Linked DNA regions of Homo sapiens: all the other regions are linked to region 2. Evidence: chromatin loops called from intact Hi-C (ENCODE). Cell type or tissue: PC-9. All regions are shown on one strand. Region 1 has its middle 17 kb from the start of LINC02003. Region 2 overlaps SOX9 (SRY-box transcription factor 9). Region 3 has its middle 71 kb from the start of LINC02003.

The links. Hi-C counts contacts between places; a loop is a spot of excess contacts. Peaks named below come from ENCODE experiments on the same cell type or tissue, not always from the same donor. Only the 100,000 strongest peaks of a DNase experiment are listed, where the experiment ranks them.
Region 1: a loop joins it to region 2, with 11 times the contacts of the local background. A loop is called at or near these places in 5 of 110 quality-filtered maps.
Region 3: it touches region 2 in a loop (8-fold over the local background); 3 of 110 quality-filtered maps call a loop at or near these places.

Annotation. Positions count from the first base shown.
Region 1 is chr17:72,355,647-72,363,646 of GRCh38, reverse strand. No RefSeq gene overlaps it. Among named protein-coding and RNA genes, the nearest start is that of LINC02003, 17 kb to the right of the region's middle. In PC-9, no CTCF peak of the experiment used is centred here; DNase peaks (open chromatin) are centred at 816, 4,186 and 4,976; H3K27ac peaks cover 3,093 bases.
Region 2 is chr17:72,123,215-72,131,214 of GRCh38, reverse strand. It overlaps SOX9 (SRY-box transcription factor 9), which reads right to left. Exons shown (of 3, transcript NM_000346.4): 3 at 4,799-7,672. The coding sequence ends at 6,828. Among named protein-coding and RNA genes, the nearest start is that of SOX9, 6.2 kb to the right of the region's middle. RefSeq lists an enhancer at 7,497-8,000. In PC-9, no CTCF peak of the experiment used is centred here; DNase peaks (open chromatin) are centred at 4,494 and 5,294; H3K4me3 peaks cover 3,082 bases; H3K27ac peaks cover 3,690 bases.
Region 3 is chr17:72,267,538-72,275,537 of GRCh38, reverse strand. No RefSeq gene overlaps it. Among named protein-coding and RNA genes, the nearest start is that of LINC02003, 71 kb to the left of the region's middle. In PC-9, no CTCF peak of the experiment used is centred here; DNase peaks (open chromatin) are centred at 2,047 and 4,817; H3K27ac peaks cover 324 bases.

The DNA of each region.
Region 1 (8,000 bases), 230 kb before region 2:
CTTGAGTTTTGGTAGGGGTGGGGAAGCTGAGCTAGGAAGGGGGCTTGGCTGGTGACAGAAGGAGAGCAGTCCTACTGAGAAGGGTGTTGGGGTCTCAGAGGGCAGGGGGAGGGGGCCTGCTGATTTCTCACCACCCCAGATGACATATGACTTAGCACGTCCCCAGGTCTCCAGGGCTGCAGCCGGCGCTGTGCTTTCCACATGTGTTTAGTATTATCGGTGTTTTTACAATAATAACTGTGGTCTTGAAAGGGACTAAAATTAATTAAAATGCCTGGCTGGAGAGAACCTCCTTGGGGTAAGTGCAGGGGGTATGGGCGGTCATCTTGTCCATCCCCCTGTCTCTGGTTGGGTCTGGACCCCTGTTGGCCCAATCAGCTGGTCTTAGAAGATGCCAGTGTGGGAGCATCTGCAGTCTTAGAGGTTAAAATTCTTTTAGGGAAATGTTTCTTGGTATTTAAACTACAGTAAGAAAGGAAGAGCAAACACTTAGATGTTGTGTTTGCAATTTGCAGAACCGCACTGAGAAAGCCCCCACTGGTTGTATTTATCAAACTCTGCTGCGTGCCCTCATCCAAAGACCCCTGTCTGAGAGCATCCCTTGGTTCAGAGAGGAACAATTTGGCTCTTGATTTAGGGCAGGGTTTCTCAAGCTCATTGCAGCACTGTTGACGTTTGGAGCTGAATCACTCTTTGTGGGCAGGGGTTGTTCTGTGCACTGTAGGATGTTTAGCCATGCCCTTGACCTCTACCCACTAGATGCCAGTAGCATTCCCAGCCTCACAAGTGTAAAAACTAAAAATGTCCTCAGACGTTGCCAAATACCCCTGGGGAACCAAATCGCCTCCAGTTGAGAACCACTGATTTAGGGCAAGGCTCTCTGGCATCTCAACCACCTCCCCCCATTCCCACCCCCCCTACTCCCCTACTCCAGGGAAGCAGTGCTCATCCAGGTTGTCATGACATGCAAATGTGTCACCATCACGCAGGAGAACAAGTGACGGGTTATGAATAACACCCTGAGGTTTGGGAGTGATTCACTTTTTAAAAACAAATCAGAGCAGGTACTAACATAGCAACATCCCTTTCACTCCCTCGCAGTCCAAGATGATTTTCCGAGTGGCCAGAGTTGCCCATTGCTCCTAGCCTGTCTCATGGAGGTCACAGCCAGGATGAGGTTAGCTGCTTTTGCTAATCAGCTGTGAGTAGTCTGGCGATGACATGTTATTGCCATGTTTTATTGCCTCATCACATTTGGGTTTGTCTGTGGGATCATGCTGCACACAGATCACGTTGCTGTTCTCGAAGTTCACTTGGAGGAGAACTGGACATCCAAGACTCTGTTGGCCCTGTTGGCCTCATCTCCTTTTCCTCTCTCATCTCTCAACACTGTGCTCTATTCAGTTGCTTCTTCATGGACCTCCAATACAAGTCTTCCTTCCTACACTGCCTGGAGCCCTTTCCCGGCTCCTCTGAATATGGCTGGCTCCTCCTCCTCATGTCTCAGCTCACACATGCCCTTCTCAGAGGCTGGGTGCACCTGACATCTAGCGAACCCGGCCCTCTTCTAGTAGTGAGTCAGCCTCTGTCCAGGGGCTCTGTTCTTTTCCCATAGCATGTGTCACTACCGACACTCGTGCTGGTGTGTATGTCCCCCGCATACCAGTTGGGTTTCCAGGAAGCCAATGCAGAGATGGAGTTATGGGTTTATTGGGGGAATAAGCAACCTATGAGGGAAAAGAGGAGGGAGCTGGATTGGGCAGGGGGAACCATCAGAACGTGAAGGCAACCTGGGCAGTCTCCAGGAGCTTTGGAGCAGAGACTGCCCATTGGAGAAGTCCCATGTGGGTAGAAATGGGTTGGCCCTTGTGCCACCACCTTGCATAGTCATTAGCTAGGGCTGCCTCAAGAACAGCATGACCTCAGCCTGAAAACTGACGAGGACCTCGAAGACACCAGTGCAGTGGCTGTCAGCCAGTCAAGCTCCTCTCAGTCAGGCAGCAAGTCCTTTTTGAAGGATCTGAGCCATGCATCTCCATGTCTACCCTTCCGGGGTGGAATGGACACTCCCTGAGAGCAGGAACCCTGTAGATCTTGCTTATGCCTGATCCCATTCCCTACAGCAGAGCCTGGTGCATGGTAGGAGATCAAACCTGAGCTGATTTTAGTTTTCAGAGAGTAATTTGGTTGCCCTGGTTGCCCTAAACTCAGATTTCTGAGTTTACAAACTCAGAAATAGAAATATTGTAGGCTGAGTGTGGTGGCTCACACCTGTAATCCCAGCAGTTTGGGAGGCCGAGGCGGTCGGATCACAAGGTCAAGAGATCGAGACTATCCTGGCCAACATGGTGAAACCCCGTCTCTACTAAAAATACAACAATTAGCTGGGCATGGTAGCGTGTGCCTGTAGTCCCAGCTACTTGGGAGGCTGAGGCAGGAGAATCGCTTGAACCCGGGAGGCGGAGGTTGCAGTGAGCCAAGATCGCGCCACTGCACTTCAGCCTGGTGACAGAGTGAGATTCCGTCAAAAAAAAAAAAAAAAAAAGAAAAGGAAAAGAAATATTTTAGAAAGACAAACATGTGCTGCAGGGGGAAATGGCAGAGAAACACTGCTGCAAGGTATCTCAAACCATGGTTCACCCTGCAGTACTTCCAAGGTTTTGAAAGCTAAAAAAAAAAATCATGATGTTGGGGCATCCTGTAACTTGCCTCTTGTAGGGTTAGAAGATGTTAGCTGGGTGACATCTCTCCAGCCAGGTGAGAAGGGGGGAACAGAAGCTCGGGGGATCTCAGAGGAAAAGGAAAACAGAACTATCTGGTGGGTCAAAGGCGCATACCAGGGGGCCGTGGGTGCCTGTCAAACCGGAATGGTTATCTGGTCTGGCAGAGCCCAGCATCTTGGGTGGCCAAACAAACCTCAGATACAGTGTTCCCAGAGATGGGGGGTTGGAGGATATTATGCTTTCCCTTTAGCCTGTCTCTTGCCTCAGTATCTACCTCTGCCAGAGGATCTGAACTGGGATGGGCTTGTCACCTTGGCTGCTGTCCTTTGATGGGGCAGGTCAAAGTCCAAGACTCCAAGAGAACAGGTCTGGCTGTGCAGAAGCCTGCATGGGTGCAGTAGGCAGGGGGGTAGAGGAGTCTTCTGGGTGACAGAGATACCCACGGGGCAGGTGCCCAGCAGCCTTGCAGTGAGGAGGGGAGGGAGCAAACTCTATGCACTGTGTGGAGAGGGAGCGGGTGGCAGAGATCTGTCTCAGGGAGGTGCCTGACTCAGAGAGCCAGCATGAACCTCAGTTTACAAACTCAGAAATGCAAGAAATAGAACTCATATTATCTGATAACTCAATTGCAGTGGGGCATTTCAGATCCTTCCTACCCTTTTCATGGGTGTTGCCTCTAAGTTCAGGGAACAGGGAAGGCTAACAATGCTCTGGCAATTACGGAGTGGGACAGTGTGCTCTCTACATCACATGTCTGCACTGGGCTCATCTGAGACCTCCAACAGGCTGCTATGGGTTCCTCAGCCGTTCATTCACCCTGGGCACTGCCGAGTAGTCTTTTGATCCCAACCAGAGGACATGCCTGTCTACTTATTCAGAGCACCCTGGTAGTACCCCTGACTCAGTACCTGGCATATCATCTCAGTACTCAGCAGTACCCCTGACTCAGTACCTGGCATATCATCTCAGTACTCAGTAGTACCCCTGACTCAGTACTTGGCATATCATCTCACTCTCTGCTTTGAGCCTGGCTCCCTTTGCTCCCCCAACACGGAATCTCTCAGCTTTTATCTAAGGGCCGCTTCACTAGACCTCAGCACATGTTCTTCCAAATCTGTTGTATTTGCAATACCTTTCAAAAACCTTCTTTGAAACTCAAAAACCAGGGTGTATTATGCTATTTCTTTGATTTGGGGGTGTTATCCACACTCTAATGCAGCAAATTCAATAGGGCCTCACTAACTAGACGAGGAAAGACCAAGCAGTGCAAGGAAATATTGTGCTGGGGGAGACAGAGGTGAACATTGGTTAAAATACAAAAAGCATCCTCCCAGCACACTTGCTTTGGGGAGCTTTTCTGCCCAGAGCCCAGCTCCTCTCCTGCCTCACTTAAAGGCTCTTCCCCCTTGTCATACAGGTTGCGCTGGCCCAGCCAGGAGAACTAAGCAGTTGGCACTGTCTTCCATTTCCAAGGGCAGCAAAAAATGTATTAATCATCAGGCACCAATGGGAGGTGAGGGAGGCTGGGTCTCTCCATTTCTTTCCATAAGCAAGTCCTTCCTCTGCAATGTGGCTGGACCTCCTTGCAGGCAGTCAGGAGGGCAGGGAAGCAGACCCAGCTCTGGGAGGAACGGCACAGCCTACAGAATAGAAACAAACCTAACGACTGCCATTTTGAGACCTCAAGAGTCATTAAACCCAGACTGAAGTCAGTTTATCTGAATCCTCACCTAGGTGGTGTGTTGATGTGGGCGGGCCTCCAAGGCCACCAAAGTCAGAGTGACCCAGGTTTAAGTATTAGCCCTACAGGTTAGTGGTCCTGATAAACACACTTCATTTCCTTTGCCTCCATTTCCACATCTTTAAATGGGCATGATATTTGCGATGATTCAATGCAATAATGTTTATAGAACCCTTAGAATCCTGCTTGGCTGTCTATTCATTCTCAATTAATGTTAATTCTATTCCTTTCTCTTAGGAGGTCCACAGATGAAGAACAGCTCTCATCTCTATGGTCCCCAGCATTTATTTAAAGCTAAGAATTCACAGGTCAACCAAATCACTCCCTGAAAACTAAAATCAACCAAAAGCAGAGGAAGAATCACTGAGACCCTCCTAGCATGTCTTTCTTAACTCTCATACCTGAAAGGATGGGTAATTGGGTGTTTCATATTGGCATGGACCCTAACATGGTGTGACTCAATCTCTTGCAATGCTGTGCATTGCTAGGGCACTGATTTCATTGTTGAGAGTCTCTCACTGGTAAGAAATATTTCCTTATTCAGTATCAATTTCTTCAGCTGATTGGCTCTATTCCACATCCCATTGTTATGGCTCCTCACCTAAGTACAGCTGCAATGCTTGAGAAAAAAATGCCCAGGAAAATTCTTGCCTTTGAGCAGGCCCACCTTATATTGAAACCAAAAGTCTGCAAGAAAAATGGTAGGGAATGACCTTTAAGCCTTGGAGGAAGAATTTATGAGCACAACTATAGCTTCTTCTTGGCATAAAGTTGTGTTCTGTATTCTTCAAAATTCTCAGATTTTGTGCACTGTTGGTTCAAGGTCACAACAAAAAGCCCCTATGCTCTGAGGACAGAAGCATGCTGGGATTTCAAGGGCATGGCCAGATTTGAGAGAAAGGAGACCTCAGAGCTTACGACTTGGAAAGGCAGAGTCCAACGACAATGGGTCATTCTCCTGTTTAGGATAAGGGCATGCAAATAGCATGTGAATTGCACATTACATTTCTCAGATGTGAGTATTTGGTTGAGGAATGGGGGCTGTTGGCAACACTTCTGGAAATTGAACTATCTTTATCCTGATTCACAGAGTTGTAGCTGAGCAGGGCATAGAGGAGAAAACAGGGCACTGAAATAGGTTAAAAAAAAAAAGAAAAAAAAAAAGCTCTGTTACTACATTTCCCCACTTACCTGCCTCTTGTCTGGTGATGATGAATCAGCAATACCGCCTGTCAGTTCAACAGGGTAGATTTTACTTATTTTCCTTGGGTTCTTCCAGTGGGGAGCCCAGGCACAGACAGTGTTAAGAACTGGCCCACTTTTGCAGACCTGTTTTGCCTTCTTTGTGCCAAGTAGAAGAGGCAGGATCTGCACAAAGACCCCTGCAGACTCATGACCTGTCACCAGCAGTTTCCAACCATAGAAAGGCTCAAGGCTCAGGTAGAGGGCTAGACTCGAGAGTTATGGCCATTAGAGCTGGAAAGAATCTCGGAAATAATTGGATTCACCCAGTACCCTCATCCTATGGATCAAAAAATTAGGGGCCCAGGACTGGAGTGGGAGGGTGCCCAAGAGCACAAAACCAGTTTGAGATGAAGTGGAGCGCAGACAAAATACATACGCATAGCCAAATGGGAGCGTAATGTTTCAGCCAAAAATCTAGCTGTGATTGTTCATGGTTTTTCTCATTAGAATGGCTGCTGTGAGTGTGGATTTCCCTGCTTGCCCCTCTCTACTCTGCCCTACCCTGCTCTGTGCTCCAGGAGGCTAACCTGTATGAACTGCATCAACACTCTCCCTGCCCCCTAGGGCTTCTGGTTGGTTTTGGAAAATGGTGAACTTTGGTGGGAGATGGGAGAGAGTGAGGAGAGTGAGGCTGCGGTGTTCATTGTATTAAGGTTCTCTAGAGGGACAGAACTAATAGGACAGATGTAGATATGAACGGGAATTTATTAAGGAGTATTGACTCAGACGATCACAAGGTGAGGTCCCACAATAGGCTGTCTGTAAGCTGAGCAGCAAGGAAGCCAGTCCGAGTCCCAAAACCTCAAAGGTAGGGAAGCCGACAGTGCATGCAGCCTTCAGTCTGTGGTCGAAGGTCCAAGAGTCCAAAAGCTGAAGAACTTGGAGTTCGATGTTTGAGGGCAGGAAGCATCCAGCACGGGAGAAAGATGAAGGCCAGAAGACTAAGCTAGTCTAGTCCTTCCACGCTCCTCTGCCTGCTTTTATTCTGGCCGCACTGGCAGCTAATTACATGGTGCCCACCCAGATTGAGTGTGGGTCTGCCTTTCCTAGTCCACTGACTCAAATGTTAATCTCCTTTGGTAACACCCTCACAGACACACCCAGGAACAGTACTTTGCATTCTTCAGTCTGATCAAGTTGACACTCAGTATTAACCATCACACTGTCCCCTCCCCATTCTTTTTTTTTTTTTTTTTTTTTTGAAACAGAGTCTCACTCCGTCCCCCAGGCTGGAGTGCAATGGGGCAGTCTCAGCTCACTGCCACCTCCACCTCCTGGGTTCAAGCAATTCTTCTGTCTCAACCTCCCGAGTAGCTGGGACTACAGGTGCCTGCCACCACATCTGGCTAATTTTTTATTTTTAGTAGAGATGGGGTTTCACCATGTTGGCCAGGCTGGTCTCGAACTCCTGACCTCAGGTGATCTCCCGCCTTGGCCTCCCAAAGTGCTGGGAGTACAGGCGTGAGCCACTGCGCCCAACCGTCCCCTCCCCATTCTATCCCCCTGTGTGGTCACTTGCAGCTGCTCCCTCGAGGGCAGTACTGGAGCCCTATGGGTGGCACTGTCCTGCATGACACACCTTGTACGATAACCCCTTTACTAACTCACCTCAGAATCACCTAACTTGAGTGTGTCATTTATTTCCTGCCAGGACCCTAAATGATACCATAACTGAAGGTTCAATGGAAAAATTTTAGCATTATGATGGTATTTGCTAACAATCTTGCTTACACACTCCTTAATAGTAAGCTAAACTTTTGACAGGCACCACCCAGGAGAATTTGGAGACTAGAGAAGATGGGACAATTCTGAAGTAATGACAGGAACTAGCCTAAGTTTACTCAGTTTCTTTGTTTATTGTTATTGTTGTTGTTACTGTTATCTAAAATCATATAGATGACATGTGACTACATTCTGGTTAGAAACAACAGGATCGGTATATATAGGTTGACTAATCCCATCTCTCTTGCCCCACCACCCATCTCACTTTCCTCCTCTGGGTAACCACTAGAACAGCCTTGTATACTTTATTCTGGTCTTCTTTCGGGACACACATACACACAGTGCACACAAACACACAAGTGAAGATAGAGCTTAAAGGTTTGGCTTATAGTATGCTATAGTCTGGATGTGTCCTCCCATAATTCATATGTTGAAATTCTAACCCCAAGGTGATGTACTGGGGGTAGGGCCTTTGGGAGGTGATTAGGTCATCAGGATGACACCCTTGTATATGGGATTAGTGCCCTTATAAAAGAAGCCTCAGGAAGCTATTTCCCCCTTTTGCCATG
Region 2 (8,000 bases):
GCCATGGAACAGAAAAGCACATAGACAATCTGTACTAATGAGCATGACTTTGTTCCAATAAAACTTTATCTGCAACAATAGGAGGTGGGCCAGATTTGGTACGTGGGCTGCGGTTTACCAACTCCTGGAGTAAGGCAGTTGAATCCTATGGTAAGGAATTTGGATTTTATTCCAAGGATAGGTAGCCATTGAGAGGTTTTGAACAGGGGGTCATATGGTCAGATTTTGCTTTGAAGAGGTTCCTGTAGCATAATTTACCACATAAGAATTGTCTTTCTCCATTTATTATTTCTTTCCCGTTATGAACTCTATTTCTAATTTTCTTTTGAAAACTGAGAGGATGGGGGGAGCCTCTGGTAGTTGCCTATGCCATTTACCAGTCACATAACCTTAGGTCAATTGCTTAATCTCTCAGCCTCAGTTTCCTTCTTCATAAAGCTGTAATAAGAATACCTGTCTCAAAGGGTTGTTAAATAGATTACGTGAGATCATGTATATAAAACATCTGTCACAGTGACTGCGAAAGTAAGGGCTCAATAATGCAAATCCCTTTGCCATTTTTTTTTCTTCCGTTGGGCCTGTATAAGTCATACGCCAGTCAAAACAGGAGGATATGTAAAACTTGGGTTGAAAAATCAATTGCACAATTACAGGATAGGTAAGAAATTACTTAACGTAACATAACTGGGTGACTTGGCTGCTACAAGAGCTAATATGATTTTAATGTAAATTAATAGAAATATGATTTCTGATGACAAGAATGATGAGTCTATTTGTCTTCCGTGTTAGCCAAGTATTTGGAGTCCTGGAAAAAAATCTGAGTGCACTCATTTGAGAATACTAGTAAGTGAAGTACATTCAAAGAAGACTGTCAAATATAAAAGGGTTTTGGAACCCTATCACATGTAAAATGTATTGGAAGTGTTTAGATTGGGAAGAGTAAAAGAAAACTTTAAAACTGCACACATAGTTGAAAGGCTGTCACTTGGAAGAAAGATAAGACACACTGTTCTGCTGTGGAGGTGGGCCACCTTGGACCATCGCGTGGAAACTGCAGAGGTAAGATTTTTCCACAATTAAAGATCTCCATGGTGGATGTGAGCTCTCAATCCATGCAGGTATTCTGGAGGCAATGGAGGAGTATTCAATAGCTGAGATAATGTATAAGAGATTTTTGCAATGCAAACACAAATAAATTAAAAGACCTTTCTTTATACCTTCCTCATTTCTGATTCCTTCCTCATATCTGCAGGGTACATTAACCAAATCTGTAGAGATCAAAAGGCCCTTTGGATACTAGGGACTGGATTTTTCTCTTGGGATCTCTGCTATAAAGAGGATTGTGAGATCCATGAATCCATGGTTCATTAAGAGGTAGAGAGACTAATAGAGGGTTACTGGGGGGTGGGGCAGAGGGGCAGGAGGGAGTGGCTAAGGTAAAAATAGAGTGGGTTCCCTTTATGTAAATGGAGTCAATTTTATATCACTGAAAAAGAGATGAAGATCAGGAGAGGAAAAATGAACTCAGCATGTTCTCACCAAAACCATTTCCAAATCCATCAACTCCTCCTTCCCTGTGCCTGTTCTCCCAGTTGGCTCTAATGAGTTGCATTTTTTCCCCTATGGCATGCAAACAAGGAAAGACCAGGAAGTACTATTTATTTGCGCCCGCCTCCTCTTCATGAAAATGTAAGCTCCATGAGGCAGTCTTTCTTGTTCATGGTTGCGTCCTAATCAAATATTTATGGCAAGAATGAGGAGTGGGAATAATTCTAGAGTGGAATATGACAGTGGGAAATAATGGTGATCAGATGAACCTCCATATAAAATCCTGAATGCTCAAGGGACATGTCTAACAATAGCTTCAAGGAACTATTGCCCCAAATTTAGCCTGGTTGTTTTCTGAGATTACCTGGCCCATGTTGTATCTGGTCAAAAAAGAACGATTCTCCAGAAATTCGGAGTAAAATAGTTCTAGTCTGTGCTTGATAAAAGAGGAAAAGCTCAATCAGGGCCCAGCAAAGTTTTCAGCTGTCAGAGTCAAGGGGAGACTGAGAAAATGCAGAGGAGAGATGGCAAAGAAAAGAAAAAAAGGAATGAGCAGGAAGAGGAAAGGGAAAGAATAGGAGGGCAGGTCATTGCATTTCTTGTGTGCAAGAAACCTGTCTTATGCCCGTAAGTGAATGTCATTTGAGAAGCAAAAATTCATTTGACTCTCAGAGGGATGAGAAACTGTGTAAGGACAAGTGGTAGAGTGTTATTGCAGAGATTCCAGTGTGTTCTTTGGCAATACCGTCACGTTCATGGATACGATGGAAGGTAGATATTTGTTTAGCACCTACTATGTTTCAGGCACTGTTGAGAACAGAAAGAAATGTATTCTGCTATCTTCTATGGCAGCCTCTAATGCTTCAGTTTACTGGCCAATAGGTGTGATCAGGGGCAGATCCAGCTTTTGTGTGGCATGAAGTTTATGGTTTTTTTTTTTTTTTTTTTGAGGCGAAGTTCTTTAAGAAAAAGAATTTAAATTTTAAAAATTCAAGAATAAGTCCAGAGCCTTAAAAGGAGCCTGTGCTTTTGAGAGGTGCTGAAGCTTGAGCTTTGTTTGCTTCATAGTAAATCCATCTCTGGCTGTAGTGATAGTTCATCGATTACTTTAATATAAACGTGCCACCATGCTGCCTCACAAACGTTCATTTTGGAAATCAGGGAAGGAAAGGGATGGGATGGAGCTGAAGTGGGAAAGTCAAACAGCTCCAGTGAATCCCCATGGCTCTAATTTAATAATAGAGCAAAAGACCGATTCTTAAATGAGTTTATTTTTATTCCCTTTTGCTAAAAATTTCAGTTTTGTTAAAATGGTTAGAAAAGAAAAGGTTTTATTTTAAGTGCAAACAAACAAATAACCCTGGATCTACATACAAACTCTTTCCGGTGTGGAGGACTCTCCTAGGTTTCCAGTCAATGTGTTGCTGTTGCCAGGGTGATAAGCTCTGTGCTTCTGGTGTTAGACTAAAAATTCCTCCAAAATATTTTATAATCTGGTGATATTGGGCTTTGACTAGATCTGATAGATATGGGGGTGAGCGGGATTCTGAGGAATTCTCTCCCAGCACTCCTGTGTCTCTTGCATTTTACTGTGTATCAGAGCCACTTGGGGAGCTTATGAAACTCTTTTTCCTGGCTATTACTCCCAGGAATTCTAATGCAGGGGGACTGCTGTACAGACCAGGAGACTCCAATGCAGTCAACTCCCAGATTGCTCTGGCTAAAATCTCCTCTATTAACAACCCTGCTCTATGTAGGAGGAATTATAAACATACTCAGCAAAAGGGGAAAGTGAGGCACGGGAAAGCAAAACAACTTGCTTCAGTTCCCTTCACAAGTTTATGTCCGAACAGAATATTTTGGCTTCAAGAAGTCCTGGCAAAGGCCACATACTGGGAAAAAGAGCATATTTCTGGAAGGGAGAACAGTCTAGCAAACATACAGATTTGCTAGGGAAGGGGGTAGTCGCAGTGGAATGGTGTGTGTTGATTTTAATAGACAAAGGGATTAGAACGAATAAGGTAGGCAAGAATTAGTGAACACCACAGAGACTTTTAAAAAGGACTTTGTGAGTGTTGGCAAGAGAAAAAAAAAATAGAGATTTTGTAAGAAGGGAGGGCCTCAGCGCATGGAAGGCTATGTCACAAACAAGGAACAGAATTTGATGTCTGAAGGGGTAGGGAAGGATTTGCACAGTCCCCCGCAGATCACAGGCCCTCAATCAATGTTTGTCGAAGGAATTTGCAAAGGAGGCCGAGTACTAATGTTGCCTCGATTTGATAACTACCATTTTCCTGGTTGCCATGTTCCTGGTGTGGGATGTCAGCCAGGAATCCAATAAGCAGAAACAGACAATGTGAGGTAATGCCAGAGAGGTTGGACTCTGGTTAAGACTGCCAGAGACACAGGCCCAGTAGTAAAACTAGCCTGAGAGGGTGAAGGTGACTGACTCTTTAGAGACACTTCTCCAATCATCTGGGGTGTGGGAGTGGGGATGGGGAGGTGTGCCCATGTGAGGGAAGGAGTGATTTCATCTATTTAATGAAAAATGACCTGAACGTTTCTCTGAACCTGGAAACTCCCCATCTAACTGGGGCCAAGGAAAACAGGATTAGGTCTTGTTTCTTCTACAATGGCTTTGCGTCTGCTTAGAATGAGTTAAACTGGAGGGAGCAGAAAAATCATCCCCTTTCATTGTCTCTACAGAGAAATCTGGAAGGCTCTGAATCATTTAATGGGTTAATACGACAGGCTTCTCTCTGGTTCCCTGTAGACACTGATTTTCTCTGGCTTCCTTTGCTTTTTAAGTGGATACTCCATTTCTTGGGTATGTGTTCATAGGAACGGAAAGTTTGCCATATTAAAACCAGATAAGCAAGTCACCCCTCTGGCATTCTGTCTACTGACAAGCTCCTGATTTCAGGTCTAATATTCCCTGTGACCTCCACAAGGGACAGCTTTTGCCCTGAAGCATGAGGTCATGAAAACCACAACAAACATTTTTGCCAGAGTGAGCAACTACTGACATGTAATTTTCTGTGTGATCTATTGGAGTGGCACTTTTCAAGATTTTTCTGCCTAGATTTTTGGAGATACAGTCTTTTCCTCAGCTTGTTTTCTAGGATTGCCAAAGGTGCTGATAAAAAACAAAAACATCACAGCAATCAGCACTCCACAATGTCTTTTGTGCTCAAATTTGCCAAATCATCCAACAGGAGAACTGGGTGAATAAATCCACAGGGCCACTTTCTTTTTAATGCAATGTATATTTATTGTAAACAATAATATACAAAAAAAAAAAAGAGAAAGAAAAAGGGAAAGGTAAGTTTCACGGAGAGAACAAAAGGTTTGGGGCTGGGAGGGAAACAAGTGAAACAAACAAAACACGAACACAAACCAAAGCTTTTACCTAAAGACAAAATATGATTTAAATGCCAGGTTTCTTAAGTTACAGAAGTATCTTTTTAAAAAGATCTGCTTTTATACAGAAATTGAAGGATGCCATATTATGAGTGCTTTAAGATTTTATTCTACTGACTTCTAAAACTGTTAATATATCTTTTTTTAAATAAAAAAAAAAGTTTGCTGTCTTTTTTAAAAAGCAATCCTCAAACTCTCTAGCCACAGCAGTAATTAAGATTAAGGTCTGTCAGTGGGCTGATCCCCTCCAGGTAGCCTCCCTCACTCCAAGAGAAGATGCAGAGAAATATGGATGACACATGCTTGCATTGTTTTTGTGTCAAAACACACACACACCCACACACACACACAATATAAGGCAGCCCAAAGGTCTGTGGCAGAAAACACTGCAAATGACTCAGTGATACACTACATTTGCAATCTCTCATTTATACAAAAAAAGAAACAAGTTTCCAGTTTGTTTTCAACAAAAACAACAAAGAAAAAAGGGATGGACAAAAAGGCATTTATACAAATCTAGGGTGAGGAATACAAAGAAACTTGCTTTTAATAATAAAAAAAGATTAAAGAGATAAATAAAAAAAAACTGGTTACAGTTAAGAACATAATTTAACAACAGATGACCATACCCTTTGAGGAAAGCTCCAACAACCTATTTTAAAGAAGGTAAAATTGGAAAAAAAAAAAAAAAAGAATTTTTTTTTGTTTTAATTAAAACCTCTCCTTACAAAATAAATAATTTTAGCAAGTGGAATGTCTTGAAGGTTAACTGCTGGTGTTCTGAGAGGCACAGGTGACAGAGCGAGCAGGCATCTGCCTTCCACATGGGGCCCAGGCAGGCAACCGGGGGCAGTGTGCTCGGGCACTTATTGGCTGCTGAAACATTCCCAGAACAGATTTCATCTCCTTTGCTTGCCTTTTACCTCTTTCTTAAGACTGCAGTGAACAAGCAAAGGCAGGAGGAAATGCACTAAAAGAGTGCAAATGTTTCCCAGCAGCACCGTTTTAAGGCTCAAGGTGTTTTTCTCTTCTTTAAAAAATATATATATGATAAAGCTTACCAAATGCTTCTCTAGACTATTGTTTACTCCCATAATTGCAAAATAAGGCCTTTATTTTTTTTTAAGGCAGCTCCTCCTTAAATCGCAAAGCCTGAGGAATTAAGCAAAGTTAACCCCCAAAACTGATCACATAACACAATTCTGTTTTTAAATGTTAATACAACAGGATTTTTTTTTTCTTTTTGTAAGAGAAAGCAAATCTGTACAAAAATACTCTGGTTGCAAGAAAAGCTAGGGCACACTGTTCAACTAAGAGTAGTTTAGCTGTTGGAAAAATAAGAGCATTTAATTTTATCTAAAAATATGTATAAATCCCCTCAAAATGGTAATGAATCATACACAGTACATACTAAAAATATTTAAAATAGAGAATATTCCTCACAGAGGACTTTTTTCTTTAATTACTGCTAAAAAAATAATTACAAAGTCCAAACAGGCAGAGAGATTTAGCACACTGATCACACGATTCTCCATCATCCTCCACGCTTGCTCTGAAGAGGGTTTAAAAAGTCCAGTTTCTCGTTGATTTCGCTGCTCCATTTAGCCAAGGTTGGCCTGGCCACTGATTGGCCACAAGTGGGTAATGCGCTTGGATAGGTCATGTTTGTGTCTTGGAAATTTGGGTACGAGTTGCCTTTAGCTTAAATGTCTTTAAGGAAGAAGAAGAAGAAGAAAAAACAAAACAAAATAAAAAAACAAAAAAACACAAATGTCCAAAGGGAATTCTGGTTGGTCCTCTCTTTCTTCGGTTATTTTTAGGATCATCTCGGCCATCTTCGCCCTTCGTGGGAGGCCTCCTCAAGGTCGAGTGAGCTGTGTGTAGACGGGTTGTTCCCAGTGCTGGGGGCTGTGGGTCTGCGGGATGGAAGGGACCCCAGAGGTGTCGGCGATGGGGGTGTACATGGGGCGCTGAGCGGGGTTCATGTAGGTGAAGGTGGAGTAGAGGCCGGTGCCCTGGCCTGCCGCGTGGCTGTAGTAGGAGCTGGAGTTCTGGTGGTCGGTGTAGTCGTACTGTGAGCGGGTGATGGGCGGGTAGGAGGGGCTGTAGTGTGGGAGGTTGAAGGGGCTGTAGGCGATCTGTTGGGGCGAGTGCTGCTGCTGCTCGCTGTAGTGGCTGGGGCTCAGCTGCTCCGTCTTGATGTGCGTTCGCTGGGACTGGCCCGGCTCGCTGCTCAGCGTGGTCAGCGTGTGCGCCTGTGGCTGCTGCGGGGGTGCCGCCGGCTGCTGTGGGGGCGCCGCCTGCGGCTGCGGGGGCGCCTGCGGGGCCGGCGGGGCCTGTGGGGGCTGCTGCGGGGGTGGCGGCGGCGCCTGCTGCTTGGACATCCACACGTGGCCCGCGCTCGCCGGGGTGGCCGCGGTGCTGCTGATGCCGTAGCTGCCCGTGTAGGTGACCTGGCCGTGCGTGGCCGGCACCCCCGGGTGGCCGTTGGGCGGCAGGTACTGGTCAAACTCGTTGACATCGAAGGTCTCGATGTTGGAGATGACGTCGCTGCTCAGCTCGCCGATGTCCACGTCGCGGAAGTCGATAGGGGGCTGTCTGCCCCCCTCTGGCAAGGGGCGCCCCTCTCGCTTCAGGTCAGCCTTGCCCGGCTGCACGTCGGTTTTGGGGGTGGTGGGTGGGGTCGGTGGGCCCTGGGATTGCCCTGTGGACAATAAAAGAACAAGCACGAGAAAATCAACAAGGGCTGTGCAGACGCCCTAGTCTTAGGCACCCTCCGGGGACCCTCCCTCGCTGCTAAAGTGTAATAAGGGCCCGCACCCGCGCAAGAGGCGCGCTGCACCGGAGATAAGTCGCCCAATGATTAACCCGCCGGTACACACTGGACAGCCCCCTTTTATCAGGGGAGGGTCTGGGGCCCGGAGGGTCCGGAAGACCTAATTGCTACTTGTGTAAGAGCCCTGTGTGTGCTTTTGGGGTGGGGGAGCAGAGAAGAAGGGAGAGGTCTTGTAAGGCTGTTAAGGGCATTTTAC
Region 3 (8,000 bases), 140 kb before region 2:
GTGGCTTGCCAGGGGCTCTTGGCCCTTCCATCACAGTCTGAAGTCTGCACTGTCAGCTTCCCTGGTTTTGAAGGTTTCCAACTTGGACTGAGCCACTACTGGCTTTTCTCTTCCCCAGCTTTCATATGGCCTATCATGGGACTTTACCTTGTGATCATGTGGGCCAATTCTCCCTAATAAACTCCCTTTTATATAGACATAGATCCTATTAGTTCTGTCCCTCTGGAGAACCCTGACTAATACATTTGGTTTAAATCAACAAATGTTTATGGAGTACCTATCATGGGCCAAGTGCTGTACTTGTTTTTCCCTCAAGATTCTCAAGAAGTGACAGCAGCATCTGTCTTATCCCTGGTACTTAAATAAGACATCTCCCGTTGTCCTGGGAAGATCAAGCCATTGAGCATTTATGTGTCTCTGCCCTAGAGAGTTCCTAAGGCCAATCTTGAATTCTCCCCTCTCCTAGACTTTCAGAAGGATCAGTTTAGGAGGCAGGGCACTGCAGAGCTATAGGCCTCCTACCTGGACACCCTGTGTTGTCTGTTCAAGCAAGGAGGCTCCCCTCTAAGCCTGCAGGCTCCTTGCTGTCTGACCCCAGCCATCTACCCTTGCTTCAAATTACAAGTAGGACTAGAAGCCAAGAGCCAGCCCAATGCATCACGGTTCTCACTAAGGAGACAAACCAAGCTGCCAGCCAGCAGGGCTTGGCTACAAAAGCTCAGGATGCAGCAAGCTTATCCAGAGAAGGTGATTTTGTTTCTAAATGCAGCTTCTCTCTCTGCAGAACCTACACATTTCTTCCAATTGCTTTTCTGTTTAAAGATGAGCAGTCTTGTTGGGGGTGCCATCGGGCTGTGTGTGTGTGTGTGTGTGTGTGATGGGGCATGCAATTGCATAGTAATTTAACTGACTTCATTTAAGATAAGGGCATGCCATTGGTTCAGTCCCCGTTAGGTTCTAATTAACCTGGCTCTATTCTGGAGCCACAGAAGACACTGCTGATCCAAGAAGACGCTCTTACAAATGAACCTTCATGGTCCAAAATCTTCATGGTCCACGGGGAGGCAGGATGTATAAGAGGTGCATTTGCAACCTTTACTCAAAAAATACGTGAACAGCTTCCCTCCTCACCCTGCCCCCACCATCCTCCCACACAAAGGACACACACTCGGCTTATAATTTGGTTTGTCAGCTACTTGATAAAAATTCTAGTAATGGGCAGCGGAGTGACTCCTTGGAGAGGGCCCTGCTAGTTCTTAATCTCAGCAGAGGTGGATAGATCTGGGGACCTGGGAGAAGCTAGGCTCTTGGAGATGCAGCCTTTGCTATTGGTTATTTTGTTGATGTGGATATACTTTGGAATCCGGAAACTCTGAAAGGAAAGAGTTGTTGATTCCCTGATATTGCATTCATTCATTCATCACACATCCATTGAGCCCCTCCTGGTCGGGACAGGCACAGTGCTTCCCGTGAGAAGTATGTTAGTTTCATAGGCAACCCTGGGAGGGTCCACGGTCATTTCTGTAGAAAAGCCTTGGACTGGGAATCAAGAGACTGAATCTGTCCTGAGTCTTTTGCTCATTTGTTGGGTGACCTTGCGCAAGTCACTTCCCATCCCCGGGATTTCAGGTTCTCGCCTGAGCTTCCCTCCAGCTCTGACGCTCTGCATTTCAGCTTCATAAAGCAGGGAGGACCCAGAAGCATGTGCCCGGACAAGCCTCCCTCTTCCCTCTGCTCCTGGCTAACTCAGAGGGCCAGGCTGGGTGTGGCTAGCTCTTACTTTCCCCTCAGGCTTCTCCTCAAGGTTTTCCCTCTTCTTTATCCTCGCTCCCCACAAAAGTAAGGGAGAGATGAACAGAGGAATATGGATACAGAGAGAAGAATAACCAAAAACCAAAAAAAAATCCTCAAGATTTCCTGTAGCCAGCAAGGAATATCAGGTTTCAACCTGAACAAAAACGTGCTGTTGCACTGCCTGGCTATTGCCTGACTTTGGAACCCAAATGGGTGTTCTCTGTCAAGTCAGAGATTGTGGTTCAGAGTGAAGACTGACTTATATACACATTGCCATGGCAACGTTTAGGTAAACTGGCTCAGAGGCCTGAGGATGGATATTATGGGATCGCTTCCTTTCTTCTTTTTTTTTCTTTCCTCTCAACACTAGCCTAAGGTAAAGAACAGCTGAGCTGGGTTAAGTGATTCCTTTTTGGAGATTTCTTACCTTTGTACATATTTGGCTCTGAATTCATCAGTGAAAACTCAGGGAGGTGTCAGCTGAAGGCATGCTGGGGTCCTTGAGTTTTATTGATAACTACATGATGTCATTGATAATTCATGTTGAATGTGACTGATTATGTTGCTAAGGGGAGAAGGGAGCTACGTGTGTGTGTGTGTGTGTGTGTGTGTGTGTGTGTGTGTGTAAACTGGATGGGGGATGCTGGTTGTGACTTTAACTTGAATGTCTACCTTCTCCATTCAGATTTCATCTGCCCGTCCCAGATTCTCTTGATAATTGTCGTATCCAGTGACACCCAAGTTTTCTTTTGTTTGCTTGCCTGAATTTGAATCATTGTCTACCTAGTGCCTGATAGTCACACACCAAGTAGGGCCTTGAAAAACTAAAATAAGCTTCCTCCAGGGAGACCCAGAGCAGATGCAGAAGACATCCTTGCCTCTTATCTCCTCTGGGGGTTGATGCTGGAGACCTTCAAAAGCCTATATAGAGAGCAATGGAGGTCTTGGATTCTCCTGGCTATTTTATTGTATTGCTTTTCTAACTTGGACTTCTAGGCTGCACACTTGAGGCATCAAACTTACCTACATGCAGAAAGATTGGCCCAGTGAATACCCATACAGGGATTTCTGGAGCTCTCCTAAAGAAGGACAGGCAGCCTTTAAGCAGGATCAGAATCTCACTTGTCAGAGTTCTGTGAGCCACACCAAGATGGGAATTAGGAAGGGAATCCAGAAGGTAACGCTGGTGGAATCTGATGGAGTCAGTTCTCCACTAGTCAAGTTCTCCACTCTGCACTTCTTCACAGTCTCTCTGGACTAGTAATACGTTTGTGAAATATAAACTTTTTTTTTTTTTTTTTTTTCAGACAGGGTCTCGCTCTGTCACCTAGGCTGGAGTGCAGTGGCATGATCTTGGCTCACTGCAACTTCAACTTCCCAGGCTCAAGGGATCCTCCTACCTCAACCTCTTGAGTTCCTGGGACCACAGGCATGCACCACCATGCTCTGCTAATTTTTTGTATTTTTGGTAGAGATGGGGTTTTGCCATGTTGCCCAGGTTGGTCTAGAACTGAGCTCAAGAGATCTGCCTGCCTTGGCCTCCTGAAGTGCTAGGATTAGAGGCATGAGCCACCACGCCCGGCCTGAAATATAAACTTAATTCTCTTATTGAGTATAATCAAGACAGGGTATTCTTTTCCAAAGATAAAACGCCAGAAAAGTTACAACTTCTGTAGATGTGTGTCTTACATTTACAATAGACAGGTGCCAGAAATCCATGTGTATAGGAAAAGTTTGAAGTTGGTGAATTTTAATTATATTTGGTGAAATTGTCAAAGGAAATTCTTGATGATTTCTCTGTAAAGTGCTCTATTTCTTCAAATGTTTCTGTTACTGAGATTTTTCTGCCTTTGGTTGGCTTGGAATTGAGTGTCCCCATAGCTTAGAACAAACAAAAAGTGAACTGGGCCTAGGGAAAAATCTGAGTAAGCAAAAAAGATCTTTGGCCTCAATCTCTTCTTTTGAGATTTACTTAGCATATTTGGGATATGTGGATACCCTTTCTCCTGGTCTTTAAAATTGCTTAGGTCATATTTTTTCTTTAGAAATAAAATGCTTTTGTCAGGAATTCTTCATTTTTCTTTCTTTTTTTTTTTTTTGGAGACAGCATCTTGAGGGCAGTGCCACCATCGGAGCTCACTGCAGCCTTGAACTCCCAGGCTCAAGCAATCCTTCCCACCTCAGCCTCCTGAGTAGCTGAGACGACAGGAGTGCGCCACTATGCCTGACTATTTATTTATTTATTTTTATAGAGATGGAGTCTCACTATTTTGCCCAGGCTGTTCTTGAACTCCTGGGCTCAAGTGATCTTCCCACCTCGGCCTCCCAAAGTGCTGGGATTATAGGCATGAGCCACCACGCCTGGCCTATTTTTCATATTTTGGAAGCATCTATGGCGCAGAGACAGCTAAGAAACAAAGAGTTTCTATAATTACCTTTAAAAAGCATTTTGACCCCTATTTTTTGAGACACTCGACTTCTTTGCCAGCTCTGATAATAAACCCCGTTTTTGACATTCAGGGAGCAACTCAACAGGAAGAGGAAGCAGGAACTAACCAGAAGAAGACTGTGGGGATACTGAATGCAGAGGGAATAAATCCATTGTAGGTGGCCCAGGACCTTCTGACTCCAGGTTTGAGTCAACATGGAACTCCCAGGATGCTCCTCACTTAAGGAACTAGTGGCACTTGTTCTTTTGTGGGGAGAGGGGATAAAGAAGAGGGAAAACCTTCTCCTCTGGTCCTTCCTAGGCTCTAACCGATTTTAATATAACTCCATTCCTGGCACTATGGTCCTGGAAGCCAAAAGTGAACTCTTTTCTACTTTGATCCTTAGGGAAATTGGAGCAAATCAAGTTGCTTATTTAAAAAAAAAAATGTCAAGGGTGAGATTCCCTAGGGTGCGGTGTGAGGATTGTACTGGAAAAGGAGGAACACAGTCCAAGCAAACACTGCTGAGAAAGTCTTCCAGCTGGTTGGGTTCCTAATAGTTTCTCTGGGCAAAGGGGAGATCCACTGTCAGATAAAAAGCAACTCATCACCCTCTGAGCAGCAGCTGGGCAAACGGCCAGGCTGGGGAGAACAATGATTTCCTCGCTCTTAAATTTGATGATTAGTTCATATTTATTGGAAGCCTGTGATGCATTTAGCCTTGCAGCCAACGTGCAGAAGGAGGCAGCCCGATGGGATTCATTTTTTCCTATTCAGTTTTTCCAGTTTTCATCAACTGAGTCAGCATCTCCCTAGTTAAGAGGTGTTGAGCTGAATCTCATCTGATCCGCCTATAGCTACTAAAATGGCTCTTAATGCCTTCCCTCTGATTCAAGCCCCCAGATCAAACTGGCCTATGCATATCCACCCTCCCCAACAGCTCCACCCTTTCCTGCATCTCCATCAATGAGATGAAATGGCCTATTTCACTTAAAATACCTCCATGATTGTGGGTTTCTCATTACTGCCTGTAAACAGACCTCTCTAGTGTTTAACACGTTACTTTAATTAGCTTTAGGGATAGAAGGAAAAAGAGAGGGTATCAGGGTCGGGGGACAGGTTTTCCTTTTTGTTTTTGTTTTGTTTTGTTTTGTTTTGTTTTTTTGAGACAGAGTTTCGCTCTTGTTGCCCAGGCTGGAGTGCAATGGCGCAATCTCGACTCACTGCAACCTCCGCCTCCTGGGTTCAAGCGATTCTCCTGCCTCAGCCTCCTGAGTACCTGGGATTACATGCGCATGCCACCATGCCCGGCTAATTTTTGTAATTTTAGTAAAGATGGGGTTTCACCATGTTAGCCAGGCTGGTCTTGAACTCCTGACCTCAGGTGATCCGCCCACCTCAGCCTCCCAGAATGCTGGGATTACAAGCCTGAGCCATTGCACCCAGCCTGTTTTTATTATTTATTGAGTGTTACTGTCTGTTGGACTCCATGTTGTGTAAATTCTCTTGCTCACTCCTCACAGCTTCTTTATGAGATAGACCATCTTATTGACTCAATTATACAAATGTGGAAACTGAGGCCGAGAAAGCCTCCATGGTTCCTGGGAGGAACCACTCTGGTACTGCCTCTGTGGCTTCGGGTCCTAGCCACAACTTGGTGTCCCGAAAGGTCAAAAGCCAGGGGAGAAGTACTAAGGGGTACCTTTGGTGTTTGTTTAAGAAAAGAACTGGGGAAACTGATCATAAAGCTCAGGTTTATAGAAATGTTTATAAGGCCAGGTCTGACATGCAAGGCATCCTGAAGCTTGAGCATCCATTTAAAGCATGCATGCTTATGTTTGAATTTGCTCCTGAGACCAAATTGTGGCTCTCTTATGTTCAAATTGCACTTTTCACCAGTGCATTAAAACACCAGTTGCTGATAAACTCAGCCCAGATGCTCCCAGGAGAAGAGCTGCTTGTTCACTTGTTGAAGAAGCTAGTAGGCCGTCTGGAGGTTGGGCAGTCTTACCTGGTCAGATGTGTTGGTGACTCTCCCTGGGGATTACTGGTTCTGGTGGTCTCTGAGGTTGACCCTAATGCGAATTGTTTCATCTCCTCTATTTTGCCCATTAGATGAGCTCTGGATGAAATGATTTGAATATGAATAAGCGCTACAGGGGGTTTGCAAATGACGCCAAGATTTTTGCAATCCATTGCTGTTTTTCCTTCTGGGGATAAAGTGGGTGGTGGTTTACAGCCAGGTGCAGTGTAGTTTATAGACTGCCAGTAGTAGTGGAGGCCAAGAGTAGAGGGAGCTGATAATAACAAACAGTATCCTCTGGGGAATTTCATGGATGGTTCATGGATGTCCCTGAGAAAGTCAAAGTAAAATGTAATTAAATCAAGTTTCCAAATAAAACACTCTGGGCCCAGAAGAGATTCATGATCTCGGAAGATTAATTAAACACATTGCTGGGTCCTGGGTTAGTACTGGGCATTCAGGGGGATCTGAAGGGAAAGTTTGATCCTGGTGGAGTGATTTCTCTTTTTCAGAAGAATTAGAATCCTGGGTTAGGGCAGCTGCTGAATGATCTGGAGGGAGTTACGATTGCCCAGAGGGTCATTTCGAGGTAAGCCCTTCCAAAAGAGCACTTCAGTGCAAGATGCAAGCATCATTAGGTTGAAATCAAGAGCGTAAGCCAGCCAGACCCCAGATGCTCTGGGATTCTAGTGGGCTAGCCAAGCAAGCGCATTTTCCCCTGCTCTGTGTCCCAGGAAGCTGGGCTGTCAGGACACTATCTAGAGGCTGCGTTGCCCCTGGGCTTCCAGTGGGGCTCAGCCAATGACAGTGAGGGGAGGAAAGTGAGGTAAGGATATTTCATTCCCCGAACCCCATCTTTCAGGAAGACCTTGTGCTGGCTGCATCTCGCCAGAGTTCACAGCTACTGTGGAGCTGCATCATTCTTCCTCTAAGATCTTGTCCCTTCAGGCCTGGATAATGATAGTCCCCACTGTTTCTGGTCCTAGGGTACTGCACTGTTCCCTTCTACTTCTCGACATCTTGCCCACTCATTTGTAAGTAGTTCCTTTATTAAACTCTCCTGAAGTTACTCAATATAAGGGTGCCATCTGTTCCTACCTAAACCCTGAATGATACAAAAGTAGCTACTAATAGGATCCCCATTTCACAGGCAAGGAAACTGCAGTGTAGAGAGATTGAACAACTTGCCAGGGGGCCATACCTTGTAAAAGGCCAAATTGGGATTTACATCCAGTTTTGTCTGATCTCAGAGCCTACTGATTGATGACTACCCTTCAGCACTTCTGCGGGGCTCCTTATGGTGTCAGCAGTCTCTGACAAAGGCCACTAAGAATTCATCAGCCACTGGCCATTGCTCTTGAGGCCTTTCCTGCCACCCTTTCTGCCTCCTACGAGGTGAAATTGTGCAGATCCACCTGCTTCCTCATTCTACCACTGTTGGGACAAAGGGCATGAGCCTGTATGGTGGATGATCTGGACTTGGATGCAGACCACACAGCAGTGCCAAGAGGCCACTTGAGGAGTAACTGAGCTTGGCTTTACTGGCCCTGTGTCCCTCATCTGACACCATATGCAGTGCAGGGACACAGCAGACAGGAAATGCTTTGTGGGACACAGTAATTACAGAGCTACTCACTTAGCACTGGGGTCATTTCTGAGCCCATAGATTCACTTCCAGGAGGCCCAGAGAGTTGGCTCAAACCTCATCCTGCACGTCTCCAGAGACAGGTCATAGAAAATGCAGGTGCATGTGA